2 separate regions of the Homo sapiens genome follow, and region 2 is linked to region 1. The links are chromatin loops, found by intact Hi-C in ENCODE. Cell type or tissue: GM12878. All regions are shown on one strand. Links, peaks and the distances in the headings refer to the core of each region. The heading gives the core; the rest is flanking DNA.

Region 1 (16,681 bases), core at 4,588-12,587:
CTGGCACTTCCAACACTACACTTGAGCAATCATAGGGAGATTGCTCCAGTCTAGAAAAAGAGAATCCATAGTCACCCTTGCCCCTGTGGATGACAGAATTGATGGACTCAATTATTAAGAATGGAATGCTTCCTATGATGTAATCTAAGCTTCTGCATTTGAATCTCATCCTGTGAGATAGCGTTTAGGTTAGTGGTTACAAGTGTAGAGTGTGGAGCCTGACTACCTGGGTGATTCTGGACAAGTCACTAAGACACTATCTGTGTCCCTATTTTGTTAACCTATAAAATAAAGATAATAATAGTACCTACATCATAGGGCTCTTGTGAGCAATAAATGAACCAGTGTATCTTGAAGTACTTAGAATAGTGCCTGGCACAAAGCAAACACTAATAAGTGTAATAATATCATAGATAGAAAGCTATTATAATAATATGACATTAGATATCATAGATAAAAAGCTATTATTTTCTGTTCCTATTGTAATCAGGATCTGAGCCTTAGACTACTTCAATACATGCTTCACACCGAGAGGCTGTGGAAATTAGGCTTCATGTCCAAAGAAAAAGAAGAATTGGAAGAAGAAGTCTCTTTCCCACCAGCATCGTAGTAGCTGGGATTTGATGGAACGTGTGTTCTATCTCTATTAATTTGCTCCAGTTACTTTTCAGATAAATACATTTGTGATTTGGTGCTGAGAGAAGGCTAGAGGACCCCAGAGGGCAAGGGCCGACAGACAGGCAGACACTTTCTCCAGAGAGCAACACTCGGGTTCACAAGAAAGGGTCCCTGCCCATTAAAGTCTTGGCTTTATCGATTTTAATGAGACATTTAAGGCTTTGCAAATTTTGAAGATTTGAAAAGGATGGAGGAAGAGGCAGCAGTACCATTCCACCTTTAAGCTGGTACAACACCACTTAGTTTACCTAATCATCAATCATGATGATTGACTTCCTGGACAACTTGTCCTCCCCCCCTTACCTGTGAAGAATTATACAGGCAGTTTCTAAGTCAACCTAGCTTTAAAATAGTCTCTCTCCTCCCAAGCATGATGAAAAATAGTTCCTTTTTTGGGATTTTGTTTTGATACTCTTAACAGACAATTTTTAAGAATAAGGTGTTTGGGGAATTTGTTTCTTTTCAAACTAAGCTCTGAACCCAGCCCAGGGCACAGTTTCCAGAAAGAAGTTACTACCATTTGACAGTGTTCAGATTCGGTTGAGTGACCAAGTTTCTGGGTGGTCAACAAACATGATGAACAGATTTTTTTTTAGCCCCACAAGCAGGAGAGCCGCACTTGGACATATATAACGGGTTTGCCAGCAGGAAATGTGAAAATGCAATGATCCCTGGTTACACGCATCACCTCTCCTCCCAAACTCTCTCCTAGATCTGCTTTTACTATGCACGTGGAAGCTGGGCACTCAGCAGTTCCCGAGGAGGGCCCCAAAGATCTTCGCTGTCCTCTCTGCCTCTATCACACCAAATACAAGCGCAACATGATTGACCACATCGTGCTGCACCGAGGTAACCTTTCTAACTTGGTTTTCTTGGATGCAGCGGGGGGCAGGCAGCAGAGATGGCCTTCTAGGGATGCTCTCTCAGAGTGGCAGTAGCACCTGTGCCTTGTTCCTCACCTTATCTTCAGGCAAGAAACCACAGTGATAACCACAGTGACAGCCAAAAGGGCAAAAACACCTTCCTGCTGGGAGTATTTCCTCCACCTGGAGGGAGGCAAAGGTGATGGATTCTGCAGTGAACATTTCCGTAGGGCTTCCCAGCATGGGGGATTTGTACATTCTGACAATTCTGCCACCCACAGCCTTGCGTAGACTGCATAGAAGGAATGAACAAGAAACAAAATGGGTGGGTGAAAGCAAATGTGAAATGTGGAGAGCTCTATGGCTGTGAGAGATTCTTTCAAGAAGACCAAAATGATTTCCAAAGCAGAACATGGAACTTCCCTTGAAATGGTTGAAGGGAGAGAGAATTCTTTAAAATAATGTATATTATACATTCTAATAATAGTCTCTATTATATATTCTAATAATAATTAGAAAATCCATGGGCTTTGGATTTAAATTCTGGTTTTAGAGCCCACTGTGTTTAACCTCTCCATCCATTAAAAGAGATGATTGTACCTATGAGATAATGGGTAAAGTGTCCAGTGGTTTTTCATAATGGATGCATAATGACTGCTCAATAAATGTTGGTTCCTGCTGATAAACAGTGATACTTCTTTTAAGTCCACTTCGGTCTTTCTTTGAGTTGCATTTACCCTTGGCCAATTAAAACACTGTTAAACAACAGCCTTCCTCTGCATTGGAAGGAAAAATATGTAGAATCTGTTTCGTCCTGAAAAGATTCAAGCTACAGGTGGATAGAAAAAGATTACTGGAGTACTCATTGCCAGTCTTGATTGGTGTTTCTACTGATCTTTCCATCTACTTCATTCTTTCTCTCCATCCCTTCTTTTCATCCTCTTCCCTCCTATCTTCATTCCTTCGCCTCTGACCTTAGAAAGCCTTCCAATATTTGTCACATATGCCTCAAAAGCAATGAGTGTCATCTGTTGTCTTGCTGGGATGTCACTCACTCTGAAATGCTGAGTATTTGGGGGCCATTGGCAACACACCTCACATTGCCCCTGAGCCATTGCCTTTGGCCAATACATTTGTGACATACTCACCCATGTTCATGCAAACTCAATGGAAGGCTGGACATTTAACATGCACAGATTTCCCTCCTCCCCCTTGCACTCTAATGAGACATGAGATCGTTGCTGGCTAGGATGTCCACCTGCAAGCTGGGAGAAGTATCATAGGAACATTTAGGCAGGAATTCTTGGCCCGAGTGGTCCCGCCTGGTGTTCCGCCTCAGTCACCTGGCTTCCGGTCCCCCAGCCCATGTGTTGCGGTGGCTCTGTGCCCTATCACAGCTTGGTAAGGGGCCATCAGCAGGGCTGCTGCCGAGCAGACATGGCGAGTCTTCACTTTCTGTGGTTGGTTCCCTTCTTTTCCCATATTGCTGCCTGGCAGGAACAGAGCTTTGATGCCTAACAAGCTCAATGACTTTCCCTCCCTGAGCTGAGAACACAAGAAAGGGGGAAGCAAAGAGAGATTAAACACTACGACCACAAATACTCCCATAGCATTCTACCCTCAACAAAGTGCCGCTTACACGCACAGTCACTTCATCTTCCAGCAACATTGTGAAGGATACTATTACTCTATTCCCGTTGTATGCCTGTGAAACTTGAGAGTGAGACAAACTATTTTTAAAATAATTTAATGTACTTATTTGCCATCTACTTCATTTCACAAAGGTTTTAAGATATCTTAAAGACGTGTGTGCCGAACTATAGGTTTAAAAACAAATAAGGAAATTGGGGTAAATGCAAAATAAGAAGAAACTAGTGGAAAGTTCACCTCTAAGTATGAAAAAGCTAGCTGAGAGTTTGGATACCCAGTGGATACCATGAGGTGCCATGCCCTTGTTCACAGTGGGCTGCAGATTTCGCCCTGAGATTCCTTGCCTACCATGGTAGAAAAGAAACCCACAGAAGCAACCAGATTTCAACTGCTTGTTAGACTTTTTTGAACTGTCATTCAGGAAATTTTCAGGAATCCTAGACACTGAAACCTAGAGGAATTTGTCTAGCAGGTTTTCCTGAAGGGCACAGTGTGTGACGTAGTGCATATTGTGCCCATCATAAATACAATAGTAAGTTTTGCAGGGCACATGAGAGCTGGAATCACTCACTCAAAGTCACCCAACTGGTAAGCAGTCAATCGCAGTCCTTTGATCCCATGTCTCATCACATTACCTGTCACTGGTTATTTGTGGTCTCTTCTGTTTACTTGTAAGGATCATTTTCAGAGTCCTTATCAAGGTCAGAAAACATCCATCTGAAATGAACATGAGCATTTGAGGATTAATAGTAATAATAACAACATTAACAATAATAACAACAATGGTTACTGTTGCCGGTTGCTTGCCTAGCAGGTACTGTGCTAAGTGCTTTACAGTATGTCATTTTATAGAATTCTCACAAAATCCTATGTGGTGGATGACTGTTATCCCCCATGATGAGGAAATAAATGGATTCAGAAAGGCTAACAACTTGACGAACATGAAATGTCTAGTAAGTAATCCAGCTGGGATTTAAACCCAGGCTTGTCTGACCCACAGCTCTTGCCTTTACCCACCAGGCGTCACTCTCTCACCCTGAGAGAGGTAGTATCACCCTGTTGAGTGTTCTAGTAGCTGTGGCGGCTGAGTTCAAAGACAGAATTATCAGAGGAGGTCAGAGGGGAAGTCCACGGATCCACAGGCAGCAGAGTGCCTCAGGACAGCCATGTATACCATCTGTGTCCCGGCCTGGCTTTGGTGTCCATCTCTACTCAAAATGGCAGCTCAGTAGGAAGCTGACCTTGACAAGTCGAGAGACAGAGCTGCATGTCTGCCTTGCAATTTTGAGTTGGGGCTGATCTCAAAGTAACAAGACATGGCTCCTTCTGCACCTGTCCTCTTCCTGCTCTATCCATGACATCCTTGGTCTCTCAGGTCCACAGTACAAGATCTTTCTGAGGTCTTAGTTAATTAAAGTATGTGGGATGAAAAGCAAGAAAACCAACTTCTGAACTGGCCCAGAGACAGAACTACTGCTGGCAGAAATAGAGTTTCCATTGCTTTTTGTCTGTATAAATTGATATATTTAAGTAGAGAGAGAATCTACTTCGCTCATGGGAAATCTGAATATGAACTAATCAGGGATTTATGTTGGCCACAGCAAAAGAGAGTATGATGTTTACTCATGTGTTCAGCAAACATTCATTATTTGCTTGTTACGTGCCACGCTATGCTTGGTTCTTTGGGCAAAATGGGGAACATAAGACCCAGCACCCACTCTCCTCAGAGATGAGCATGTGCGTAGTATAGACAAGACAGTGAGTGATGGGTATCTAGGTATATTTCTGTTTGTAGTAGAGAGGGGTGGCTTTCAAACTGAGCCATGATAACATTTCAACAGGCAGAGAAGACTTAAGGCAGGGCATATTAGTTTGCAAGGACTATTGTAACAAGTGACCACCAAATGTGTAGATTAAAACAATAGAAATGTATTCTCTCACAGTTCTGGAAGCTAGAACTCTGAAATCAAGGTGTTGACAGAGCTGTGTTTCCTCTGAAGGCACAAGAGAAGGATCCTTATTTGCCTCTTCCTAGCTTCTGACAGCTCCCAGCGTTCCTTGACGCTACTTGGCTTATAGCTGCATCACTCTCATGTTTGTCTCCATCTTCATATGGGCTTTTTCTCTATGTGTATCTCTTTGTGCCCTCTTTTCTTCTTATAAGAACACTAGTCATTGGGTTTAGGGCACACCCTAATCTAGTCTGGCCTTAACTGATTGCCATCTGCAAAGAACCTATGTCCCAATAAAGTCTGGGGTTCCAGGTAGACTTAAGTTTATGGGGGACACTCTTCAACCCACTACACGAGGGAAGAGACAATTTAATAAACCACTGAGGTCGGTGGAAGCAAGACATGTTTGCAGAATGTTATTAGACATTTCCGGGGTCCTGAAGAGAATAGGAAGCATACCAGAGAAGTATGTTCTGGCCAAAGTATGAAGCGCCTGGATACTAATATAGAAGTTGGAACTTTAGTCAGTAGACAGATGGGAAGCCAGGACAAATTCTGATCAGGTTACTGATGAGACACTTATTGAATACTAATTTAGCAAAGGTTGAAGCAAAGGATTGGTAGACCCATCTCATTCAGGAACTGTGAACTTAGGTCAGATCAACGTTTGGTGAGATTGACCATGATTTGATGAGTTTAACTAGGGAAAAATTAAGCCCTGAACTTCTCTTTCAAGGATGAAGTCAGTGGTAGGACTTTTGGTAGGTTTTCATTCATGCAACAAATATTTATTGAACACCCACTATATGCCAGCCTTATTTTGTTTTTGGCTTTTTGAAGGAGACTTTTTATTATTTTTATATACAGAAAACTGAACAGTGTACATTTAACCCAGTTTAGTGGCAAGTCTTTTAGCTTCTGCCTCTTACAGCTTGGCAACACAAGCCACAGATTTTGGACCAAGGACCTTGCCTCCTCAGTGATGTGGGATCTCATCATATCTGTCATTATAATTGGTCCTGATGGCTTCTACCAGCTTAGCCAAAGCGCCTTTGTCTTCCAAGTTAATGTGTGTGAAGGCAACAGTAGTGCAGATCTCCCTGTGGACTAGACACCCCAATTTGGCCATCTCCTTGATAATACAATAGGGGACTCCCTTCTTAGGACTCAGGGCAAGCGGGAAGACAGCCAGCTCCATGGGATCCACATCATGTGCAGTCACCATCGGCTGAGCTTTCTTGTTCTCTACTGAGGTGGTAAGAGTATTAACTCCTGCTGGAAGGACAGGTGGCCTCTTCGTGGGGACATTCCCTTTGCTGGCAGCTTTCTTCTCAATGCAGGCCAACAATCTTCTTCTCTTGCTTTGTCTCTAGCCAGTTTAAGCAGTTGAGTAGCTGTTAGGGGTCCAAGTCATGGGTGAATTGGTTAATCACAGGAGTCATTCTGAGCTGCTTATAGGGTAGCCCTTTACTACTATAGCCAGAAGTAGTGGGAATATTTGACAAAAGGACTAAGGTCCCTTTGGGGCTGGAGGTCCTGTCTTATGCCAACATTCTTAAGCCTTTTCTCGAACAGGGGATTCACCACCCTCTTGGCCTCCTACTTTTTAATGACAGCAGGAGCCAAGGCCGTCTTCTTCCCCTTGGCCTTTTTTTCTTTTGACATCTTGGGCAGCTGGAGGAGAAAGCTCTAGCATTGTTTTAAGCTGTAGGGATACAGCCATGAAGAGTCAGGCAAGGTTTCTGCACTGAAGGAATTTGAACTTGAACGAGAAGAGAGACTAAAAAACAGGTGAATAATAGTTTTATGAGGGTATTCCTATTGAGTTGATCACCATTGGAAGCACAATGTTTCATGCTTAGCTTTGCCCATGTATATGTATCTTGCACATCCATAGTGAGCCTTAAAAACTGGCCACAGATTTTAGGGATGAAACACAGTTTTGCCACATATTTACATTGTAATTTTGGAACCATGTAATCACTGCTATGGGTCTTTAATTGGCATATTAACTTAAAGTTTCTGTTTCCCAATACATAGACAAATGCCGCATTTAACTGAACCTTGCAAGTGGGAGCCTTGGGAACGGAAATAATCTCCCCTAATTTATCTGATCAGTGTCATTTTTCTTGAGAATAAAGTCTACAGTGAGATTGCCAATCTTTAATTTTATTCAGTGAAATTACATGTTTCCTTTCAACTTCTCCAAATACCTTTGCCTGATAGAATTAGAGGTGCCATTTCCAGTTCCTTCTAGCTTGAGGATGGCAGCCTGGCTAACATCAAAACCTCATACTTCCTACCAGGAACTGTTTTGCTTGTGTTTATGTTTGTCTATTTATGGCTATGTTTTGGGATGATTTATATAAAAATAATGTTATTTTCTTCATAGCTTTCTCTAATACTCAGACTTTGTCACTTCTTTGCTTTGGTGCAAAGAGGGACTCAGTCCTCTAGAGTGGCAATTTGCACGCAAAGTTTTGGTGGAGTGAAGAACTTCCAATCTCATTGCTTCATGTAGACTTGGCATGTTCTGGGAAGGAAACCCACCTATGTTGTGGTGTGCCTTTCAGGAAGGATTTTTGCTAGTTGAATCTGGGCTCTGCAGTGGTGTGGTTTCTCGCCAATTTGAGCAGAAGTGAACCCTCTGTATTGCAGCTGTGCAGAATTTTCCACTGACCTCCATGGAGGCTTGAAAGCATGCTATTCTCAGCTCTTGTTGCACCTTAGTACACATGTGCTTCAATGTGACATTACTCTCGGGCCCAACCTCTTCGGTTTTATGTCCTGCTGCAGCACCAAGCATCTTTTGAGTAGGAGGAGATGAGAGACACAATCCATCTTGTAGTTGAACTGGTGAAGTCATAATATTTTTGCAGCCAGTGCTAGAAGCTGAGTCACAATGAGTGTGATTCAGGCCTTGAGTTTTCACCCAAGGTAATTTTGAGAGGTGTGAAGTCAAAAAGACCCACAGTTGTCACTGCCCCCATAGAAAAAGCCCTGAGCACTGAGCTTCTGTAACCAAGGCAGAGCCCAGTCTATACCTGGAACCATTCCAGTTTTTAACTTTTATGTCTTTCATTTGCCTCAAGAATGAATGACCTCATTCAGAAAACACTGTCAGTCATTTGCCCACCTTTTAAAGTCTGTCTTTTTTTATTTTTATCTTGGTCATGTTAACCATGTTTTTAGAAAGGGGAAAAAGCTAACTTTTTTTCTAAAATTAATATCTCAGTAAAAACTCACATAATTAAGAGATTTGGTAGACTGGCATTGTCTTAGTTTGGAAATGGGAAGTTCTAGATTTCAGATTTAAGTTCAGCAGGGATTTGACCCTTTCCTCAAATGTAGAAGGTGCTTGAAAGACATTCAGATATAAAGGGTTACCTTAGAAATCTGTAGCTTTTGCATTTTTTAAATATTATGAATGAAAGGCTTATAAGCACACACATACAGACTGGAGAGTTCTTATCAGGGGTCCAAGAGGAGGGCCCTGGCAGAGATCAGAAGACCTGTGTTCCCAGGTCACAGCTTTGTGCTGAACCAGAGGTGTGACTTTGAGGAAGTAGCTTAATTGATCAGTTCTCGGTTTCCACATCAACAAACTGAAGAAAATAGAACTGACTTTGCAGGGTGTTATGAGAACAAAAAGTTATGTCAAGGGTAGAACACCTAACGGTGCTTGAACCGTAGCGAGCACTTAATAGTCTGCAGTGGTGTTCACATGAATAATTACTTGAACTTCAGGGTGTTATTCTGACTATTCATGACTTTGTGTAAAATTCACTTAGACACACATAGTGAAATTGGAAACTGCAAAGAAAACCAACCTAAGTGGTAGAGGAATTGAAAAGGAGGCTCATAAAAAAGTTTGAAAGAACTGATTATTAATTGTGGAGAAGTGAAGACTGGAGAGTCACTGAATGACTATCTTTGAGGCGTGTGGGACATCATTATATGAAAAATGATACCGGGCTGTTCTTCTTCACCGTAGAGGTCAACGGAACCAAGGCAGGCAGGACAGGGCAAAGCCAAAGAATGAAAGTAGAAACAGTAGAGATGATAACATATAAATGAGGAACTAAAATGTAGAGAGAGCAAGGGGGATGCAGTCCCAAGGAAGATGCCAGTAAAGTTCATGTCAACACTTCCCATGAACTCCTAAGGTCTAAAGGCATATCCCCAGCATGGGGGCAGTTCCCCGTGGTTCAGCCTGCATGCCCCATCTCTTGCTGTTGACACTAGCTTGTTCATGGGTTCTGTCCATGAGTGCCTTACCCAGCGTAGTTGCAGTTAATGCCTGGCACTTTGCTTAGAGCAGTGATTCTCAGCTGAGGTCAATTTGCCTCCCCAGAGTGTGTTAGTCTGCAGGCATTTTTGGTTGTCACAGCTGGAGAGAAGGGGGTGCTTTTGACACCTAGTGGGTAGAGGCCACAGTTATTGCTAAACATCCTGCAATGCACAGGCTGGCCCCCCACAACAAGGAATTATCCTGTCCCAAAATTTCAATAATGCTACTTTTTAGAAACCTTGAGTTACAAGAATAGAATATCCTAGCATGAGCTCCTTAAGATTTACTAGTTTATGCCAAAGCATTTTTTTTTCTCCGTTTACACCAAACCATACAACTGAATGGTTAGAGGACTTAAACAGTTGCTATTCTAAAAAAATGTGTGGATTACATTATAATCATGTGTTTCTTAGCTGTCTGCTATACTTGGGTTTAAAAATATTTATATTTCTAAATAAGCAACTGATTCTTTGTATAGGGAAAATAACATGCATTAGAGCTCCAGGGGGTATGTTGCAGATACCACCTTCCACGCTTCCTCTGCCCAGCATTTTGCGGGCCGATTAATCGCTGCCTTCAAGGACTCCCAAGGCAGTGACTGCCCTACAATCAGAGTGTTGTGGTTGAGACTAAGGCATGACATTGGGTGGGGAAAATTCCCTAGAGCCTGCACACTGGCCAGCAACAAAGGGAGGACTCTAAAGAGTGAGTCGCATCGGTGTACAACGTACCGATGCCCTGGAAACATTGCTATTCAGTGACTCTGGGAATAAATCATGCTTTCTTGACTTAATAATACATTGCTGTTTCTAAATAATATAAGTATATGTTGTGTGCGTCCATTTGTAAACTTTCTGAGTCTTCTGAAATCCAGACACAGCATGAAAACACATGCTATATTTGATTCTTGCATAAATAGCACAGATTTTAATTTTATCCCAGTTATGGATATCTGGCGTGTGCGCTGATACTCTGGGCAGACTGGTGTGAAATTTAATTTGAGCAGTTAAACACAAGGGTGAGAGAGTGCAAAATAAACAAGCACACGCATTTCCAGCCCTACAGCATTTGGTATGTTAACGGGAAAAGCACCCAAATCCTCTCTCTCTTTTATTTTTTCCCTCTGACAATCAGATTACAGACTGTCTAAAAAGACACAAATCCTCCCTGTCTCCTGCGCAACCCCACCTCCCCCGATTGTTGCCTGCAGTCATTTCATTTGTGAGCTCTTCATAGTTGGAGTTTTAGTGAATGAAAGTGTACAGGTTTGCTTTCAGACTTGATATTAGATGAGAAATCCCCTTAGTTTCAAAAGGAGGGAAGAGTCTCTTTGAGAATACCTTAGAAGGGGAAATGAGAATGGAATTGGAAATAGTGAGAAATAATAGATTTACAGTTAAGCAGACCTGGTTTCACATCTCTGCTTTGCCAACTGCAATGTCTATGACCTTTGGAGAGTTACTTAAAGACTCTGTTGCCCATTTGTACTTATTTGTAAAAATGAGAGTAACTCCAGCCTCATAAAGTTGCTGATAGAAAGGTACCAGAACATAGGTGCCTGGTGAATGTCAGTTTCTTTCCCCATTAAAGACATCTGTAAGTCCAGCCTCAGTTGCACTTGCTGAGGAAGGAAGGCATGCTAATGGTTGTTGTCAGTAATCATTAATGTTGGTAAAAATTGCAGCTACTTCTATTCCTCCCCCTTGCCTTAATCACCTCCATTCAGGAATTAGCAAGCACCTACTAGCCCACCCCACCTCTATTTATAGGTCATTCTGGGTATTAAGTACACAAAGAGCTTTTGGTCTTAAAAACACCCACTCATTCCTGAGGAATATGTTGTTTGGGGGTTAGGGGAGGGGCAGGGTGCATGTGTGTCAGTTCAAGGAACCAGATCCACGAGGAGCAGCAAGATTGGGTGAGTTTCTTCTTGTATTCCAAAGAAAGAACTTCTGTTTTGCCATCAGTAAAAATTCCCATCTTTCCATTCAATTTGTTTCCACAGAAGAGCGTGTTGTCCCCATTGAAGTTTGCCGGTCCAAACTGTCCAAATACTTGCAGGGAGTAGTTTTCCGCTGTGATAAGTGTACCTTCACCTGCTCCAGTGATGAGAGCCTCCAGCAACATATAGAAAAGCACAATGAACTGAAACCTTACAAATGCCAGCTCTGCTACTATGAGACCAAGCACACGGAGGAACTGGACAGCCACCTTCGGGATGAGCATAAGGTACTTACCAGGACTTCCTGCTCCCGCCTCAGCACACTTGTGGGGAGGGGCCAAGGGGGAGACACCACTGCATTTAGTCACGACCACTGTGTACCAGATGGAGATGTGGACTCAAAGAGCTTTTAAAGTGAGGTCTAGTTTCTTCTATTAGAAACGTAAGGTCATTTTTAAAAATTGCGAAACACAGGTTGGGTGGAAGGGAAATCACCCATAATTCTACCACACTAGTCCAAATGCTGAACATTTCTGGTCTGTTCTCTAGACCCACTTTCATTTGTTTTACGTAATTGTGATTATACTATACATAAAACATGATACCTTACATTTTTTAAAGCTTATTCTAAAAGAAGTATTTTGCTATGTTATTTGAAATGTTAATACATTTTAAATGACAGGGTTTGGCAGTTTCTATAAAGGACCGGAGAGCAAATATTTTAGCCTTTGCAGGCCTAAAATGTAGTCTTTGTGGCAATTAAGAAAGCAGCCATGCTGGAGTTCAAGACCAGCCTGGGCAACATGGCGAAACCCCATCTCTACAAAAAATACAAAAGATTAGCCAGGCATGGTGGTGTGCACCTGTGGTCCCAACTACTTGGGAGGCTGAGGAGGGAGGATCACTTGAGCCTGGGAGGTGGAGGTTGCAGTGAAGTGAGATAGCACCACTGCACTGGAGCGTGGGCGACAAAAAAAGAAAGAAAGCAGCCATAGACAATACATAAATGAGCCAACATGACTATGTTCCAGTAAAAGTTTATTTACAAAGACAGGCAACAGGCTGTGGGCCCACAGTTGCCAACCCCTGTTCTGATAGAATTACCTCTGTGTTCCTCAATCGTGTAGGTGGTTTCCAATATTTTGCTAACTACAAAGATTTGTCAAGGCATTACCCAGTATGTCTGAACATTATAAGGATTGTAAAATATATGTTTTGGGAGGAAGGAGACTCGAGAATGAATACATTAGTACAGGACATAAAATAGAGGATTTGTGAAAAAAAATTCTCTTCCAGAGGTTTGCCGATCAGAGGGTAGAAATCACACAGGACAACTTCCTCACTCTGCACAGGGCTCATCTGGCATCTCATGAACTGAGATGATCATTTCTGGTATTGCCCAGAGTACAGAAGGAGCTATAATTAGTATTTGTTTAATGACAAGAGCCTATCAAAATGCTTTTTAATTAGCCAACAAGTCCAAAATATCTATTGAGTATTTACTGAAGGCACAAGGAGAAGCACTTTTGATATTGTTTGCTTTTTCCTTGCTCTGTATCCTCATGAGTGGAAATATAGTCCTTCTTTTCTGGCCTTACAAACCCACATTATAAAGAATTTAGTCTGAATCATCTGCACCCATGGGTTAGAATTGTTCTGTGGGGTGTTGAGAGAGAAGGCTGAGCTTTGTCACCTGTCCACAATGGACCAGTTTAATGGTAACTTCTCTGCTTTGGAATGCACTTATTTTCCAATGTGTCTGCCCGAGAAAATGAAGCAAAGAGGAAAAGCCTGAATTACCTCACTTAAAATTTTTCATATCCTTTCTTTTTCAAACTTCCTGGGCATTTCTTCCCCAAACTTAAGGGTAAATTACTCATCTTTTTCAAACAAAGCTTTCTATAATTATTCACATGTATCTTATTTACGTAACTACCTCAGACCTTTTTATTACAGTGTTTAAGCCTCCGGGCTGATATTTTCAGACAGAACAAATCAGAAAGAAGATTCTTCTCTAGTTGTTGCACGGTAGCTTGCAAATCACTGAGGAAATCCAGAAAATGTTAGAAACCATAGAACCAGAGGGTTCCTCAGCAGTGGGCGGAAGGCTGAGGCTTTGAGGTATGGATCATGGAAATGAGTTGCTCAGGAACATAGGGCCCAATTAAGAGCTTTTGAACCAAAAAGATCTGGGTTTTAATCTTGTCTCCACCATTTACTGTGCATATTTCAACAAATTACTTAAATTTCTGGGTCTGTTTTCCAGTTCGTAAATGGGAATTGTTATACCTTTCTCAGAAGTTTTGTAAGATTAAATGAAGTCCTGTATCTCCTCCACTTTGAGACCCAATACATTCCTTAGAGTATTTGTTAATTGAATTGTGTTCAAATATAATAATAGATGTACCTATCATAATGGCAGCTGTGTTCCCAAAGACCTAAAACATATTACAAAACCACTAATTATACTTTGCATCTTAGACACGGTCTTTTTTAAAAATTATTTTTCCATTGAGTATTGCGATACAAGTGGCATTTGGTTACATGAGTAATTTCTTTAGTGGTGATTTGTGAGATTTTGGTGCACCCATCACCCCAGCAGTATACACTGCACCCTATTTGTAGTCTTTTATCCCTTGCCCCCCTCCACCCTTCCTCCCAAGTCCCCAAAGTCCATTGTATTATTCTTAGGCTTTTTTTCCTGATAGCTTAGCTCCCACATATCAGTGAGAACATACCATGTTTGGTTTTCCATCCCTGAGTTACTTCACTTAGAATACTAGTCTCCAGTTTCATCCAGGTCGCTGCACATGCCATTAATACATTCCTTTTTATGGCTGAGTAGTATTCCATCATAGATAGATAGATAGATAGATAGATAGATAGATAGATAGATAGATAGATAGATAGATAGATATCACAGTTTCTTTATCCACTTGTTGACTGATGGGCATTTGGGTTGGTTCCATGATTTTGCAATTGTGAATTGTGCTGCTATAAACATGCATATGCAAGTATCTTTTTCGAATAGTGACTTTTCCTCTGGGTAGATACCCAGTAGTGGAATTGGTGGATCAAATGGCAGTTCTACTTTTAGTTCTTTAAGGAATCACCACACTGTTTTCCATAGTGGCTGTACTAGTTTATATCCCACCAGCAGTGTAGAAGTGTTCGCTCTTCGTTGCATCCATGCCAGTATCTACTGGATTTTTTAAATTTTTTTTATTATGTCCATTTTTGCAGAAGTAAGGTGGTATTGCATTGTGGTTTCGATTTGCATTTCCCTGATCATTAGTGATGCTGAGCATTTTTCCATATGTCTGTTGGCCATCTGTATCTCTTCTTTTGAGAACTGTCTATTCATGTCCTTAGCCCACTTTTTCATGAGATTGTTTTTTTCTTACTGATTTGTTTGATTTCATTGTAGATTCTGATATTAGTCCTTTGTCAGTTGTATAGATTGTGAAGATTTTCTCCCACTCTGTGGGTTGTCTGTTTACTCTGCTAACTATTCTTTCTGCCATGCAAAAGCTCTTTAGTTTAAGTAAGTCCCAACTATTTATCTTTGTATTTATTGCATTTGGTTTTGGGTTCTTGGTCATGAAGTCCTTGCCTAAGCCAGTGTCTAGAAGGGTTTTTCCAATGTTATCTTCTAGAATTTTTATAGTTTCTCCTCTTAGATTTAAGTCCTTAATCCATCTTGAGTTGATTTTTGTATAAAGTGAGAGATGAGGATCCAGTTTCATTCTCCTACATGTGGCTAGCCAATTATCCCAGCACCATTTGTTGAAAAGGGTGTCCTTTCCCCACTTCATGTTTTGTTTGCTTTGCCAAAGATCAATTGGCTATAAGTATTTGGGTATATTTCTGGGTTCTCTATTCTGTTCCATTGGTATATATGCCTATTTTTATACCAGTACTATGCTGTTTTGGTGAGGAACAGCATAGTACAGTTTGAAATCAGATAGTGTGATTGTAGTAGTCTGTTTTCACACTACTGATAAAGACGTACCTGAGACTGGGCAATTTACAAAAGCAAGAGGTTTAATTGGACTTATAGTTCCAGGTGGCTGGGGAAGCCTCACAATCATGGCAGAAGGCAAGGAGGAGAAAGTCCTGTTTTACATGGATGGCAACAGGCAAAAAGAGAAGGAGGAAGACACAAAAGCGGAAACCCCTGGTAAACCATTAGATCTCATGAGACATTCACTACCACAAGAACAGTATGGGGGAAACTGCCCACGTGATTCAATTATCTCCCACCAGACCCCTCCCACAGTACATGGGAATTATGGGAGTACAATTCAAGATGAGATTTGGGTGGGGACACAGAGCTGAACCATATCAGTGATGTCCTCAGAGTTATTATTTTTGCTTAGTCTTGCTTTAGCTATCTGGGCTCTTTTTTGGTTCCATTTGAACTTTAGAATTGTTCTTTCTAATTCTGTGAAGCATGATGGTGGTATTTTGATGCAGATTGCATTAAATTTGTAGATTGCTTTTGGCAGTATGGTCATTTTCACAATGTTGATTCTTCCCATCCATGAGCATGGGATGTGTTTCCATTTGTTTGTGTCGTCTACGATTTCTTTCAGCAGTGTTTTGTAGTTTTCCTTGTAGAGGTCTTTTGCCTCCTTTGTTAGGTATATTCCTAAGTACTTTATTTTTTTGCGGCTATTTTAAAAGGGGTTGGGTTCTTGATTTGATTCTCCACTGGTCGCTGTTGATGTATGGAAGAGCTACTGATCTGTGTACATTAATCTTGTATCTGGAAACTTTGCTGAATTCCTTTATCGGTTCTAGGAGATTTCTGGAGGAGTCCTTAGGGTTTTTGAAGTAAATGATCATATCATCAGCAAACAATGATGGTTTGACTCCCTCTTTGCCAGTTTTGGATAACCTTTATTTCTTTCTCTTCTCTGATTGTTTTGGCAAGGACTTCCAGTACTATGTTGAAGAGGAGTGGTGAGAGTGGGCATCCTTGTCTTGTTCCAGTTCTCAGAGGGACAGCTTTCAACTTTTCCCCATTCAGTATTACGTTGGCTGTGGGTTTGTCATAGGTGGCTTTTATTACATTAAGGTATGTCCTTTGTATGCCAATTTTGCTGGGAGTTTTAATCTTAAAGCAATCCTGGATATTGTCCAATGCTTTTTCTGCATCTATTGAGATGAGCATGCGATTTCTGTTTCAAATTCTGTTTATGTGGTGTATCACATTTATTGACTCGTGTACGTTAAACTATCCCTGCATCCCTGGTATGAAACCCACTTGATCATGGTGGATTATCTTTTTGATATGTTGTTG
Region 2 (16,681 bases), core at 3,322-11,321, 160 kb after region 1:
GGTGGAGTCAAAATAAAAGGAGTCTATAAAAAATATGATCAAGCGACAAGGGATGACAAGAGGGAAAGGGAGGAAGGACTCAGGAGCAATGGGCCCCCAGTTTGACCGACTGCTTTGCATCCTCTGCACCATCACCTGACTTCCCAGGAAGTGTCTCGTGTCTTCATTCTCTTGCCACAGTCCTGGGTAAATCTCTCATCACCTCTTTTCTTGTAACTGGTCTCTCTGCTTTCAGGGTTGGCACCTCCAATCTACCCCCTAGTCTTGCCATCAGACTTTTCTTTCTGCAATACAGATTTGATCAGGTCTTACCCCTATTTAAAACTGTTAGGTTAAAAAAAATGGTAAGATATTATCTCCCATTACCCACGGAGTCAAGGCTGGCCCAGTCAGTACTCAGTAAACATACAAGTTAGACTCCACCATTCCCTGCTTGTCCTCCAACTATTGCAGACCCTCTCTGTCTGGTCTTGGCTCTGTCCTTGCTCTTTGGTCTACTCCTTTGTCTTCCCAATGTACACATTTCTTAAGTCTGTCTCCCACTTCTAGTCCCTTGAGGGTGAATGTTAGCTTCCCTGGTTTGAACATCCAGTGCTCTCTAGCTGTTGTTCTGTTGTTTGCTTTAACCTCTATGGTATGGAGCAAATTGGACCCCCAGAGATGTCCATGCCCTAATCCCCAAATCCTTACAGGGCAAAAGAGACTTTGCAGATGTGATTAAGGGTACAAACCTTGAAATTGGGAGATTATACTGGATTATCTGGGCGTGCCCAATCTGATCACATGGAGTCCTTAAAAGTGGAGAACATTTCCCAGCTGAGTCAGAGAGCGAGCTGCCACTATGGAGGCAGAGTCAGAGAGAGGCAATGTTTCTATGAAGGTGGAAAAAGCGGCACACGAGTTGAAGAATACGGGTGGTCTCTGGAAGCTGGAAAAGGCGGGGAGACGGATGTTCCTCTAAAGCCTCCACCAAGAAGTACAGCCCTACTGACACCCTACTTTGAGCCCAGTGAGACCTGGGTTGGACTTCTGACCTATAGAACTATAAGATAATAAATCTGTGCTGTTTTAAGCCACAAAGCTTATGGTAATTTGGTACAGCAGCAATAAGGAACTGATACACTACCCCCTCCACCTTTAGTCTATTCTGGAAAGCTTTCCTATCTGACGAGGCTAAGGTATCAGGGATATTCCCTAACTTGCCCATGAAGTGGGATGGGGTGGCAGAACCATGTCATAAGTCAAAGTCCACCTCAACTGGGCAACTATGAGACAAGAGATGTGCATTATAGCACGGTGATCAACACACAGCTCCTAGAGGCTGCAAGGCCTGTCTCTGCCATACTGGATTTGTCTGCTTGTCCAGTTTACTCCTGAACCTTTGAAATGTGAGGGTTTCATTTGTTTCTGTAAATGACCTTCTGTAACATGTATTTCCCATGCCTGAGTTCTCCAGAACCACTGTCCACTTAACTGAGAAACAGAGAAGGGAAGCAAAGGCCGTGACATCCAGTGTGCCTGCCACATCAGTCTCCCCTCTGTTTCTGAGGTGGCTGTGTACTGGAATTAAAGGTGTCAAAGGATCCATAGTTTCTCTCACTCTGTAGGTTGTGTGTTTACCCTGTTAATAGTTTCTTTTGCTGTGCGGAAGCTCTTTAGTTTAATTAGATCCCATTTGTCACATTTTTGCTTTTGTTGCAATTGCTTTCGGCATCTTCATCATGAAGTGTTTGCCCGTGCCTATGTCGTGAATGGTATTGCCTAGGTTGTCTTCCAGTGCCCACCAATGATAGACTGGATAAAGAAAATGTGGTCCATATATACCATGGAATACTATGCAGCCATGAAAAGAACGAGATCATGTCCTTTTCAGGGCCATGGATGGAGCTAGAGGCCATTATCCTTAGCAAACTAACAGAGGAACAGAAAACCGAAAACCACATGTTCTCACTTATAAGTAGGAGCTAAATGATGAAAACACATGGACACATCAAGGGGAACAACACACATTGGGACCTGTCAGAGGGCAAAGGGTAAGAGAAGGGAGAAGATCAGGAAAAATAGCTAATGGTTACTAGGCTTAATACCTGGTGATGACATAATCTGTACAACAAACCCACATGACATGACAAACTTGTACATGTACCCCTGAACCTAAAATAAAAGTTAAAAAAAAAAGATGTCAAAGAGGAGCAAAAGACAGTACAAAGCTTGGGAGGCAGCCACTTCTAGGATTTGAATGCTATGTCTGATGTGACCTAGCTGTGTGGCCTTTGGGCTAGTTGCTTAACCTCTCTGAGCCTTAGTTTCTTTATCTGTAAAATTTACACAAGAATGTTGACTTGCAAGTTTGCTGTAAATATTAGGCAATAAAACGTATAGAATGTTTCCAAAAAAGTACCTGGCACACAGTAGGTACACGGCCAACAGCACCTAATGGGAGTAGAACGCAAAAGAACACAGAATATGTGGAGTTCATATTGGTGACACACTGTAACCACTAGGGGGTGCTCAAAAACCCCTTTCACTCTGTCCCGAAGGAAAAATATCTCATCTTTGTGAGACTAAGATCCCAATTGGACATTGCCTAGGAGATAAAGTCTTCAGTGGAAGGAATAGAAGAGTTTAAACCTTCTATGTCAAAGCTTCCATGTCAAGAGATCTGTGTCAGATCTCTCTTTTGGGTGTCTTTTCTCGATTCCCTCCCATATGGCTGGAGTAGTGAGAGACCCAGCGCAGTGGTGTGCTACGGACCAAGGACTGTTAAATTTTCAGCTATTATTAAATACTAAATCATAGAAATTTACAAGTAAGTAAATCATTATAAACAAGAGTAATAAATACTCAAAAATCATTATTATTTCACTGTGTTTTACTGTCAGCTCTGATGTTGAGGTCACGCGTATTGTATCTTTAAGGTGGAAATATTACATAATCGTGTGCTACTGCGTGTCTTCCCAGCCCAATATTCAGTGGGGTCATGTTGGCAACTTGAAATTGGCCATGGTGGGAGTATTTGTACCACAGAAATTGGCAAACACTACAAACCAGGGCTTGATTTATTGTTCTGTTGATTATCTAGGGCAGGGGCCAACAAACTACATTCCGTGGGCCAAATTTGGCCCACTGCCTGTTTTGTAGAGCCAACTGTGAAATCACAGGCTAGCACTGTGAGCTGCAGAGACTAAGCTGGACATCCACCCCGCTCTGCTCTATTTCCCCTTTGCTCCCAGCACCTGCCTCTCTGGCTGGTGACCGCACATCATCACTGCCCAGGATCTATGCTGGTTGCCATCTACACATTGGAGACTGCTACTGGCAACTGCTGAGCACGATGCAAGTAGAATCTCAGGCTGGGAGTTGGTAACTTAGCGAGTCACCCCACCTCTGATCAGTTGTGCAAGCTGAGAAGAATGGGCTCTCTGAAAGAAGAAAAGGGAAAACTGGGATCTGGATGTCACTAGGGCAGACAGTAAGATTGATCTTGGCAGTCAGCATGAGCTGCTGCCCTTGTTGTGGGCAAAGTCCTTGTGGAGAAGCATTGCTCCTGTGTTGGAGGATGGCCTCTGGCTGGGAGAAACATGGTCCAACAGTGACTACAGTTGGTTTTCTGAAGCTCTGAGAGCAGCTCAGGCTAGCAGGCTGATAAATTGTAACCAAGTTAGTGAGTGCTATTAGGGACTCCCAAGGAGCTGTGAAAGTACACACAAGGGAACTAAAACACAGCCTGGGGTGAGGAGGGGCCAGAGAAGATGTCTTGAGAAGAACTCTCAGCTGGAGCTGAGAGCTGGGAGAAAAGCAAGAGTTAGTGAGGCAGTTGAAAGGGAAAAGTGTTTGGGGCAGAAGGAGCACTCAAGCAAAGAAACGGGAGTCAGAACATCGCGGTCCATGACCAGGGAACCTCAAGGTGATCTGTGCATGATTTGAACGATAGGTGCCTAGGGGGAGTAGAGACAGAGGATTGGCAGATCATACAGATCCCATGTCTTATTCTAATAAATTTGGGTCTTAAAGGATGATGGGAAGTTTCTCCAAGTGGATTTGAATTTTAGATATATCCCTTCAGCAGGAAACGTACAGCAGGGGCCCCCAACCCAGGGGCCATGGACCAGTACCCGTGCACAGTCTGTTAGGAACCGGGCTGCACAGCAGGAGGTGAGCTGTAGGTGAGTGAGTATTACCACCTAAGCTCCAGCTCCTGTCAGATCAACAGTGGCATTAGATTCTCATAGGAGTGTAAACCTTACTATGAACTGCGCATGCAAGGGTTATCTGCTCCATATAAGAATCTATCTAATGCCTGATGAAACCATTCCCTACTCCCCTATCCATGGAAAAATTGTCTTCCACAAAACTGGTCCCTGGTGCCAAAAATGTTGGAGACCACCAACATGGAGGATAGACTAGTGTTGGGAGGAACACTGGAGTTAACGAGATCATCAAGGAAGCTGTTGAGTAGTTCTAGTAAGGGATGCAAAGTCTCCATAAAATTGTGTGACAAATGAGGTAGCATCGGGTATTGGTTGGGATACAGGCTAAGCTATTATAAGAAAGAGGTCCAAATACAGTGGCTTAAATGAGATATAAGTGTATTTCTTTCCCACAATTCTGGCCAAAGCTAGGTGGGTGGCTGACGGTGGGCAGATATCTCTGCTTTGCAAAATCATCCAGAAATCCAGCTGGCTGGCCTGCTCTGCCAAACCCAACATGTGGCTGCCATTGCTGGATCCAAGGCTGCTGCTTCAGTTGTTGCCATTTCCCAGCCGGCAACAAAGGGGAAAGAAAGTCCAGGGCAGCAAGCAGCTTTGGCTTTAAGGAGATGTGGTTGTACTTATCACTGCTGTCATGCTTAGCTCAAAGAAAGTCTAGGAAATGTAGTCCATGGCAGGGTGGCCACGTGCCCAGCTAAAACTCAGGGGGTTCTATTATCCAAAGGTATATGAGGGGAATAGATTCTGGGGGTGGAGTTGGCAGTCTCTTCACCACAGAAATAGAGAAAAGATGTCAGAGTCAAGAGATATGTTAAAAGTTGAATCTACAAGATTTTTCAGTCTGGATTCTCAACTGCAAGCAAGAGAAATGGACTCAGACTTAAGCAGAAAAGGTATTTAAAGAAAGAAACATTGGATGTTTACAAATCACTGGGAAGGCTAGAGAATTGGTTCTGAAAATTGGCAAGAGCCAAGGACGGCTAAGCAGACAAGATATTCAGGAATAGGAGCTGCCTGAAATGAAACGCACTGCTGCCAACACCAGGTATGGGGTGCTGTGCACCAGCACTGCACGCCAGATGCTGTCATGGGCACCATTGCCACCACCTGTTCCCTACTTCTTTGCATCACTTGAAAAAGTTAGGGCCAGGTGCAGCGGCTCACGTCTGTAATTCCAGTACTTTGGGAGGCCAAGGTGGGAGGATCACCTGAAGCCAGGAGTGTGAGACCAGCCTTGGCAACATAGCAAGACCCACTCTCTACACAAAATTTAAAAATTAGCCAGGCATTTTGTGCACACCTGTAGTTGCAGCTACTGGGGAGACCGGGGCAGAAGATCGCTTGAGCCCAGGAGGTCAAGGCTGCAGTGAGCTAGAATTATACCACTGTGCTCTAGCCTGGGTGACAGAGTGAGAACCTATCTCAAGAAAAACAAAAAGTCAGGAAAATGGGGAGCATAACTCTTCACTCCTTAAGTACACGTATGGCATGGAGACTTCCTTCCAAAATGTACAGTGTGGAAAGCGGGGCAATGGTTAGCTTTTCAGTGGCAAAGCTGAAGAATCACAGAAAGTGAGGTGTAAGGACAAGGTAGGAGTTGAGGATAACACCCAGGTTACTTACTCAGGATACTAAGTGGATGGTGGAGCCATTCCATAAAATGAGAAGCCCAGGAGTAGAAGCCAATGGAGGAAGAAATAGAAGTTCCATTTTGGATATGTTGAAATTGGAGAGTTCATGGAAATGTCCCATAAGGAAATAAATATATGCATGTGGATCACGAAGAAATGGTCAAGCCTGAAGATGAGATTTTGGGAGTTACCAGCACATAGATTGGAGTGAATGAGATCCCTAAGGAAAGCAGATTGAAAGTAAGGAGAAAGCCGGAGACCCAATTCTAAAGAAATCAACATTCAAATCCTGGGGAGCGGGGAGTTCACAGTCCCTTGGAAAAACTGAAACAAGAAAAAAGTGGATAATCAGGACACAGGAGTATCACTGAGGCCAATTGAGGAGACACTTTGAAGGAGTGAGTAGTCAACACTGTCCATCGCTACAGATAAGCCAAGTCAGCTAGAGTTTAGGGAGGGCTCACCAGGTCTGGAAATGGCCAATATTCAAATGGAATATTTCAGATGAATTCCTTTGCAGGCAACTGCAGTGAGTTGAAACCCTGAGACACTGGATAACCCTTGCCCAAAGTCTGGCCATGAAGGAAAAATAGAAATGGGTGTTTCTAGAATGAAATATCAGCTTGAACAAGGATTTTTTAATGAGAAAACACCTGAATAAACTTCTGTGTTGAGGAGGAAAAGTTGGTAGAGAGAAGTTGAAATTTAGGAGAAAATAAGGTGAGATTCTTGCTGGTCCTGGAAGAAGGGTCAGCAAGTGGGGACTGGTAGAGGAAATGGTCTTCCATAATGATATGGTTTGACTGTGTCCCCACCCAAATCTCATCTTGAATTGTAATCCTGATGTGTTGACGGAGGGACCTGTAATCTCCATGTGTTGAGGGAGGTGATTGAATCATGGGGGCGGTATTCCCCATGCTGTTATTGTGATAGTGAGTGAGTTCTTATGAGATCTGATGGTTTTATAAGTATTTGACAGTTTCTCCTTCTCAAGCTCTCTTTACTGCCACCTTGTGAAGAAGGCACTCGCTGCTTCTTCACCTTCCACCACAATTGTAAGTTTCCTGAGGAACTGCAGGTCAATTAAAGCTCTTTCCTTGACTAATTACCCAGTCTCTGGCAGTTCTCTATAGCAGTATGAGAACAGACTAATACACACGCGATGAAAGAAACTTCTTTCCCTGAATTGGGAGGGAAACTAGGCAGAAAGGCTGAGAACTCTGATGAAGTCAGAATTGAGGATGGAAGGAAGTTGTTGGGGGTGTTTCTTCTTCTATTTTCCTGGAAAAGCAGAAAGCAAGGTCTCAGGAAGAGTGGGAGAATTTGGGGACAGCCCCTATGGGGAATGGGAGAGGCTTCGTGGAAACCTAGGCCACATGGACAGCTTCCTAGGAAGTCCTAAAAGCCCATTGGAGGTTGGGGATCATGACTCCATAGGAGGGAACATGTCAGTGGCTGGCTGGATCCAAAGGCAGGGCTAGCAAAGGGGAGAGCCACCAGGGAGAGTGGACACAGAGTTCTCCATGGAGTTCTGCTCTGCAAGTCACTTGGGCCAGGCCCCAGTGTTCAAAAATAAGCACTATCTCAGAAGGAATGTTCTTTTTCCCATTTTGGAGGACAGCACAGTCTGCTGGAATTTGGCCAAATCCTGGCTTTGTCTTACTTCCCAGGACTAATTAATGGCCTCCTAGGAATATTTTTGCCCGATACCTCTCTGACAAAACTGTGTGAGAGTTCCCAATAAAGAAGTGGAAGCAGAAGTGGAACCCTCCTTCCACGTGAGGGTTTGTTGACCAGGAGAAAAAAGCTGGGCTGGTTCATATTCTTCATGGTTCTGAAAAGCCATTATAAAAGCCCAGGGCAAACTCCCGGAGACTTGGGAGTGAGAACCTAGCCTGCCCACATCTCAGACAGGAGAGTAATTACCTTCTGTTTGGAATATGCTGCACTTCTTCTTCCTTATTGCCTGGAAACAATCCTTTGAGTTAGTGTCATGTATTTCCACACTTACTTAGTTTGGCATGGAGGAAGGAGCATGAATTCTAAAATTAGATCAAATTTACCTCCACCGTTTGCAAAATCCTATATAAACTGCTTCTCATATCTCAGACTTCAATTTCTTCATCTGTAAATAGGGGTTAATTAAAACTACCTGGTGGGGTAGCAGTGAAGTTGAAATGAAATAATATATGAGAAGCCCGGAATATACAAAGCACTTGCTACATGGTATCTATGTGAGCTGGCTCACAAAAGCCAATTGTGAAATATTCAGGAATCTTGCCAGTCGGTGGTTAAACCATTAGTAGCCTGAAATCAGCCATGGTGTGAGTCCTTATACCATAGAAATCAGCAAATGCAATACATCAGGGCTTTTCCTTTTTTCTGGAAATCTAGTTTAAAAACCACTATTATCATTATCATTATTATTACTATTATTATTATTATTTTCCTTCCTCTTCCTTATACCCTGGAAACAACCTCTGAGGTAGTATTATACCCACTTTACAGAAAAAAAAAAAATGAGGGTTAAATTAAATGACTTGCCCAACATCAACAGCAAGTGAGAAATATCTGATTTTTTGTTTGTTTATAAATCTAGTGCAGTCTCCACTCCACCACAGCAGCATGAATTCAACGCAGCGCTGTTCTAAGTACGCACAGATTCTGTGTTGGTTTCTGGTTCTCCTTTTCCAGGCACTTTAGTGGACATGTGACCTTTCAGGGCCTGCAGCTACCCCCTGGACAACTTAGTTATATCAGAAAGCCAGAGCTCTGTGCCTGCTGCAGAAAGACCCAAGGAGTTTCGCCTCATCTTCAAGCTTTCACGTTTGTTATTTTCACCATCTACTAATCACTGTATTTCTATACACACTTCACCGTCTAGATGGCATCTTTATGTAAGTGGCTTTACAGGCTCCAGAAACACGAGCTCATTGTCTCTCAGCAACCCAGTGGAGAGAGTCAGAGATCAGAGAGAGCCCTTATTTTTTTGGGGGGGGGGAAAGGCATTAAAATTTGCTTTTATTATTGATGATCTCCTTACATTTAAAACTTGAGGAGGTACATATCAAAAAATAAAACTTTTGAGACTTAGGTAAAGAGATAAGTGGTGGGTAATAAAGACGGAGGGTGGGGGGTCGAATGTGGTCATTATGTCAGAAATACTCTTGAGTGAGGGCCCTGGAAGTGAGCACACACTTATTTCAGAGGTTCCAGACAACAAGGGCAAGAGACAAACACAGTAAGTCACATAGACCTCTTTTTTTAGTAAAAAGGAATCACTGGTTTGAGTGTCAGTCATGCCAAGCAACATTTGAATAAACTTTCAATGGCAATTTTGTTAAAAGGGCAAAGACCTTGTTCATAAAGGCCAGTTCTTATTCTGGCCTTTAACAGTAAGTTGAGAGATGAGAGCCCTTATTTTACAACTGAGAAAAGTGACTTGGCCCAGGTCTCCTAAGGAATTGGAGGAGTGGCAGTCGGCTCTTCTGCTCCAGCCAAGGCTGGTCCACTCACCAGCAAAGGGCTAAGCAGCAGCTGTAGCCTCTCTCCTGAAGGAAGAGAAAATGTCAAGGGCTATCAAGACTGTAGCTGCAGGGCATAAACTCATTACCAGCTATGGTTAAGGATTAAAAAAAAAAATCCCTGTGTGATATACTACCATCCAATTATGAGCTTCACCCAGGCTTGAAGCAGTTGACACTGTCCACAACAAAGATTCTAAGCCCAGTCTGGATGAGAACATGGTTTGCATTCTCTGGCTACAGGGTGATACTAAGATAGATTTGGGGAAAAAAAATAATAATAACATGGAGAGATTTTCACACTGCCAGATTATTCGAGCTGACATTATTACTATCACGCCCAGTGATTAAGAAGAAAATAAAGGCAGAGTCCCACTTGTCTAATTTGATTACCAGAAAACCTCTGTGTTGATTACTAACGTCTGCTTGCAATTGGGGACAGAAAAAAAGGTATCCAATCAGCTGAAAGCCGGGAAATCACACACAGGAGCCTGAGGTCTGTGTAAATGAAATTTAATAATAAATGGGATGTGCTCCCAGATCAAGAGGTAAATAACAGGCAGAGAAAAGGAAGGTTCATACTGTTTAGGCAGGAAGAGGATTCCAGCCAACCTGGAATACGTGGAGAAATGGTGTGCATTGAGAGGGGAAGACATGCTCAGGGCAGGAGCAAAGTGAAGGAGGCAGAGGGATGGAAAGGAAGACAATGAATTAGAGATGAAACTACAGTGTGGATGTGGTCTCGGGAGAGGTGATTATAAGTACTGTTGGGGGTGGTGTACAAGAAGGCTTCTGTGTATACAAGAGAAAAAATGTGGCCAAACGAGGAGAATCTCAGAGCCAAGCAGAGGAAGATTGCATGATGAAGGGCCAGCATCTAGTTGAAACCCATCAGCGCATTGCATAGGAAAGAAAGGGGCTGGCTTAGAGGCTGCTCAGCTTCAACATGCAGGAAAGAACCAAAGCAGCCAGGAGGTAGGAAGGACCTAGCAGTCCTGGGTTGGGTACCTAGCAGTTCACAGCCCTGCATAAAGGCTGTAGCGGTAGCCATGCCATCGCCTGAAGATATTTATATGTGCACAATGAAATGGCCCCAGTGGAAGTACTTTGAACTGTTGAAGTGGTGCTGATACTGGAGGCAGGGGGAGAAGCTAGGCTTGAAGTCAGAAGACCTGGCTCTGTTCCTTCCCACCTGTAAAATGGGGATAATAATATAGTTCACCCTTAGGGGTGAGGGAAGGGGGAAAAAGACAATTTAAAATAAGGAGACTGAGGTAACCCTCTGCAGATTAAAACTGTGAAATCAACATGTTACAGATCAAAGCAGAGATAGGCAAACTCACATGAAAGAGACAGAAAAGTGCCCAGGCTGAGCAAGAGTTTGATTAAAAGTTTTAAAAAGGCTAGGTACGGTGGCTCCTGGCTATAATTCCAGCACTTTGGGAAGCTGAGGCAGGAGGAGCTCTTGAGCCTGGGAATTTGAGACAAGCCTGGGCAACATAGTGAGACCCTGTCTCCACAAAAAAGTTAAAAATTAGCCAGGTGTGGTGGCACACACCTGTGGTCCCAGCTACTCAGGTGGCTGAGGCAAGGGGATCACTTAGCCTGGGAGGTCGAGGCTGCAGTGAGCCATGATCATGTCACTGTACTCCAGTCTGGGATCAAAACAAAAAGGAAAAGAGAAAAGTACTAAACAGATCCGAAGAAGGAGATGGTGCAACCAAAGGGGACTTTTTGGGAAATAGGAGCATGATAAAAAGGTGGACCAGAGGCAGTGGCTCTTCCAATAAATTCAAACAAGTCTTACCACATGCCTAGAGGATTCTGGTCCCATGGGCAAGATCATACCTATTGTGGCCACTTAGGATGAGGCCATTAACTATTCCAACCATCTAACTCCACATCTTGGTTCTGCACTCAACAACGTCACCTTGTTTTATTCTATGGGGGAAATACTCTGCTTAATTTAGAACTTCCCCTGGGTCAGCCTCCGAATATTGTGTTGGTCTTCCTTGCAGAACAAGGCCACTGTGTTCACTGAGCTTTTCTCAGGGGAGCAGGAAGAGAGGGGCCCTGCTGCCTGTGCAGTGAGATTCTTCTCTGCTCTGCCAGGCTCCAAGGTATACAGGTGCACCAAACATCTTTGCCGCCAAAGAACCTGTCAATGGAAAGTCAAGCATACTAATGATAGAATGTGGTAAATACCTGTGAAGACCTGTAGTTAAGCCACTCTGTGCCTCTGCATCCCATAACTATAAAATAGGTAATGATATGAGTTTATACATGGAAAGCTCTTAACACTATGCCAGGCACATAGCGAGCTCCCAATAAATGCTCAACACAAGCAATTACTGGGCACAGTGGCGTGTGTCTTCACTCCACTGTGCCTACTGTCCTCTTGACTTTGCAAACTTATTTCTTCATGCCATTTTTAACAGCTGTAATGTGCTTCCTTATTATTAGTAGGATATGATTATCAGGATGTAAACACTATGCTACATACGAAGGAAAAAGAACTGCTTTGTTCAGACTGAAACAATCATTTATAAAGTAGGGAACAGAAAGATCTTCTAACACATTCACAGGTTATTTTAATACATTCCAAATAAATGCCAAGGAAGGCAGTGTTTATAAATAGCATTCAAAACAGCCCCCTCCACTTTCTTGGTGAATGTGCACCAGCTTGTCAATGTCCCCATTGTGCAGGGCCCAGAGCGGGATATAATTAAATCCTATTACCAAGGAAAACTTGCAGCATAGTTGGTCTGACACATTTAATGATTTATTAACTCAATATGCAAATGTAATGAAAATAACTGTGCCTGGGAAGTGGGGATGGATGAGATGGTATGCTGCCATCTTGGTCCTCAAAGAGCTTATAATCCAGTGGATAAGATGGATAAGGAAATGGCTAAGTATAGTCTGAAGCACAAATAAGTGAATACTAATTACACCTTCAGCAGCAAGAAGCACCAAAATCTCTGAACTCTTTCAGGGCAAGGTTTTGTCTATGCCCCTTCATCTGGAGTGAGAGACAGCTGCTGCACTGATTGGAAATCTGAACTCTGGCGTCAGACTGCCTGGGTATGAATCCAAGCCCAAACCCTTGCCTATTGTATGAACTTAGTTGGGTGAGATGGTTAACTTCTATAAACCTCTGTTTCCTTATCTTTAACATAAGGATAATAATAGTAACTATCTCAAAGAGATGGATGAAGGTTGAGATAATGAATATGAAACATATATTGTAATACCTGCCACATAAACAGTGTTCACCTTAGCTCACTTTTCCCCAGCACCGATCATAGAGATCACCCATAGTTGGTACCACTAGTGGATATTTAAAAGAATAAACAATATATGAATAAAATAAAGAGTGAATGAATTGTTTAATTAAGGTGAATATTGTGTGGGAATAAGTGTGAAAGTGGAATTACCCTTGATTAGGGAAACAGGAGGTTTCTTAGAGGAGGTGATATTGGAGAGAGCCTGAGAGGCTGGACTTTCACAGCATGGGTGGAGCAGGGCAGATGTGCATTAAACGAGGTCAGAGCCTTGGAAACATTCCAAAGATTGTGTAGTACTTTTTGGGGGAAAAGAAGAACTAGTAGAGGTTTTACTAGAGGGGTTTGATGTGATATCAGTTTTTTAAAGTGCTATTCAGGCCACACACAAGCAGTGAGAAAAAAGAGCAGAAGCTGGAGGGCAATCGGGAGGCCACCCCAATAGTTCAGAGACTGTGGGAGTCTGCACCAGGGCAAAGGTTGTGGGAATGAGGAGAAGGAGTCCAAAGGGATGGAATGTCAGGGCCAGAGGAGAGGGAGGAGTAAGTGAAGAGGCTGAGGTTTCTCACCTGGGTGATTGGCACAGCCTTTATTATAGAGAGAAATCATTATTAAACTACAGAGAGAAAATGGCACGTAAACAATTGTTCAGTTATTTCTCCTAAATCTATAATCCTAGATTATCATGGTGGATGAGACCAGTCCCCCAAACATTCACCATCTGCTGCATCAATTTTACTCATCTTCGTCCTAATTCCAAAGCAGCTTCAGGACATCTCTTATTCTTAGAAAGGTCAGCCTTATACTGAGTTAAAATCTGCTTTCCCATAATTTCCAGCCTTTGGTCCTGGTTTTATCTTCTAGAAACACATATCAAGTTTAGACCCTCTTCTCCAAGACCCTGTTTTTTGTTTTGTTTTGTTTTGTTTTTCCTTTGGAACCATTTAGCTGGCTAAACCAGAATGCCACCATTATTTTTCTAATTTGTCCATAAAAACATGAGGTACCTCATCGAATGGTCTGCTGAAATCACAGTACACTGTGTCTGCCTCCCGCTGCTCTATTAGTCTATTAAACCTGACCCTCTAAAAAATGTGGAGAGGGTCTAATTCTGTTTGTGGTGATAAGCTGGACGCTAATGACCATCAATTTTGGTCTAAGTGCATATGAACAATCTGTTTCATCCTCTATACTGGAATATTCCCCAAGATCACCAAGTTGATGGTCCAAGTTCAAATGCAATAGTATTGTAATGGAAACACTCCTCTGCAAATCTCTCAGAGCCACCATCACTCTTAGGAAAAGCTTCTGCTGCTTTCGATCTTTGATCACACCATGACAGATCTCCCCAGCTGATTTTTGCATTTGCTGATTCTTCCATAACTTACTGTTTGTATAACTGGTTCTTTCTCGTCACCTGGGTTTCAGCCTAAATATCCCACACCAGGGAGGACTTCCAAACCACCTGATCTAGACTCAACCAATTCCCATTCACTGTCCCATTACCCTGCTTCATTGTTTGCATAGAATTTAAAAACTATCTGAAATGGTTTTGTTCTTTGTTTGCTTACCATCAAATAGAAGCCTCCTGAGGGTAGGGATTTTGCTTTATTCATGTCGTAGTACCAGCATTAAGGACGCTGCCTGGCCCAGAGCCTGTGCTGAATAAGAACTTGCTGAATAAGTGTATAAACATCACTGCCTTAGAATTCTAACTGCCCAGCCTCCCATCCTTTCAGCTTTCACAAACCCCAGAATGATGTTGTTCTTCTCTCTTGAGGTTCCTGTCACATCCATTTTGCCAAGCAATTTTTCCTAGTTGATCAGAATTAGGTCCAGAACAGAAGTTCCCCAAGTCTCTTCTGCTCCTGGCTGAAAGATGAAATTATCAGCCAAGTCGAGCAAGACAAAATGGATCAGATGCCCTGTGTGAGGCTGAATGAAGCTCCCAGCAGTTACTGCCCCCACATCATTCCTCACAGGGAGAGGCCACATCCCCCAGCTGTCTCTTTTCATCATAGGAGCTCCCCAGCTTCAAGAAGGGGCTGGATCTGCTCTGGCATTGTCAAAGCAAGTTTACCATGACCGACTGACCTCCTTCTCCTCTCTCTCTTGAGTTCTTGACTCTTGGCTTTAACAACTGACATCAGGCCAGACTCTGATAGCAGCTCCAACCATGGAATTATAATCAATGTGTACCATTGGTTGCATGAGTCAGAAACCCTCAAACTGAAAAGAAAAAAAAAAAAAGAAGAGGAGTAAATGAAATTCAACAGAGAGTCTCATAGACCCCAGGGTAATAGGCAGGCAACTATTGTTATTGTTATTGTCTCTGTCTCTGTCCCCTGCCCCTCTGAGGCCACATGCTCTTGAATCCTTTTTTCTTTCTGCAGAGCTGAGTTATGCTCCTTTGTTTAACAGCTGGCTTTCACTCCTGGATCATGGTTTCTCTGTTCTCCAAAAACTTTGAAGTACATGTGCTATGGCTTTCCCTTTGTCACGTTCAAACTTCCCCTCAAGTCTCTATGACATTTCAGCTCTGATCCACCACTGATTTACTACAGTCTTTAGCCTGCTGGTTCAAGCTGGCCAATGAATCGTCTTGTATTTTAGGTACGTATCTTTGGTCCAATCAGACGTAGCTCAAGAGGCCATCATATGGTTCATAGAGATGCTCCCCACAAGGGCAGTGAATGGGATTTTCTGAGGTAGAATGTAGGAAAGGGAGATATCTCAAGACATTCTAATTCGCATAGCATGATATCCTTGCTAAGGTGACTATTTCTTGCTTGGCGCTGTTTTGTTTTCCTAGATCGGAGCCCAGAACAAACCTTTGTACATTCTAGACCCGAACCTCTCTTCCAAAGGTGGAAGGGGATCCCATCTGTGCAGCAGTTAGCAGTTCTCATTCTGTTCTTACTGCTGGATTTCAGCTGCTTCCAGCATAAGCCCAACATACACTCATATCTAGAGACTGACACCTACTGCACTAGATACAGTTGGTCTCAACCATGAGTGGTACCATCACCACAAGGGGGGTATGGAAATGTATAGGAGTAGCTGTGAATTGTCCCAGTGACTAGGGTTAGCTGCTGGCCTTTAATGGGCGGGGGCCAAAGAACCTTAATCTCCTGTAGCATATAGTATAGTCCCTCTCAACAAAGATGTGTCTTGTCTAAAATGCCAGCAGTGTCTCCTTTGAGGAACACAAGTCGACTGATAACTTAGCCAATCATCCATGCTTATGCTCAGAACCTTTATTGCCAACTACTTTATTAGTCTAGGTATACAAATATAAATGTGTACAACATAGTCCCTGCTGTAGGTTCTCACAGCCTGAAGGAGAAGGGAGTCATATAAACAAACAAAGCCAAATGGGGAAATGAAGGAAAGAATTATTTCTAGATTAAAAATAAATAGCTGTATAAGAAAGGTAGCATAATTATAGTACACTATTTGACTCAGCAATGACAGATATGTAATCAGAACAAATATCAGTATAACCAAAAAATTGTTATATATATATTTTGGGACTATGCAGGAAATGAGAAGTGGGGTGGACTTTTTATAAGAAAATGGAATAGTCATCTACTATAAAAGAATAGATGATTCTAAGAAATTGCAGCATAGCTGTATAAGCACATTATTTAGAAATACAGAGGCAAATTCCAGAAGACATAACTGGAAGAACTGCATTGGCTGCCTCTGGAGGATAGATGGTAAGACCAAGTTTGGGTTTTTGGTAATAAATCTTTTCAAATAATGTAATTTTTATCTATGCATATGTATTATCCTTTGATATAAAATTTAATTTTAAAGTTAATATAGAATGATAAGGCCTATCTTGGAGGAATGTGAAAGATGCTATGCATTTATTCTTAATGTTATTATGCCTCTGATTGGTGAAGGTATGAAAGGTTTCACTAAGCTAAGTATGGAGGCCTGTGAAAGTATACCAGCAATCCCCAACCTAAGAATGAGTCATGTTCCAAAAGCTTATTTATTTATTTATTAGCATCTCTGTTGGAAAA

Evidence for each region. Hi-C counts contacts between places; a loop is a spot of excess contacts. Peaks named below come from ENCODE experiments on the same cell type or tissue, not always from the same donor. Only the 100,000 strongest peaks of a DNase experiment are listed, where the experiment ranks them.
Region 2: a loop joins it to region 1, with 2.3 times the contacts of the local background. A loop is called at or near these places in 2 of 110 quality-filtered maps.

Annotation. Positions count from the first base shown.
Region 1 is chr9:106,972,747-106,989,427 of GRCh38, forward strand. ZNF462 (zinc finger protein 462) reads left to right here. Exons shown (of 13, transcript NM_021224.6): 9 at 1,391-1,527; 10 at 11,440-11,663. It overlaps LOC340512 (a long non-coding RNA gene), which reads right to left. Exons shown (of 5, transcript NR_126029.1): 5 at 2,087-3,908. It also overlaps the pseudogene RPL7AP44. Among named protein-coding and RNA genes, the nearest start is that of ZNF462, 120 kb to the left of the region's middle. In GM12878, for the core only: no CTCF peak of the experiment used is centred there; DNase peaks (open chromatin) are centred at 8,065, 8,935 and 10,786; H3K27ac peaks cover 455 bases.
Region 2 is chr9:107,135,291-107,151,971 of GRCh38, forward strand. No RefSeq gene overlaps it. Among named protein-coding and RNA genes, the nearest start is that of RAD23B, 140 kb to the right of the region's middle. In GM12878, for the core only: a CTCF peak has its summit at 6,869 (motif pointing left); no DNase peak of the experiment used is centred there.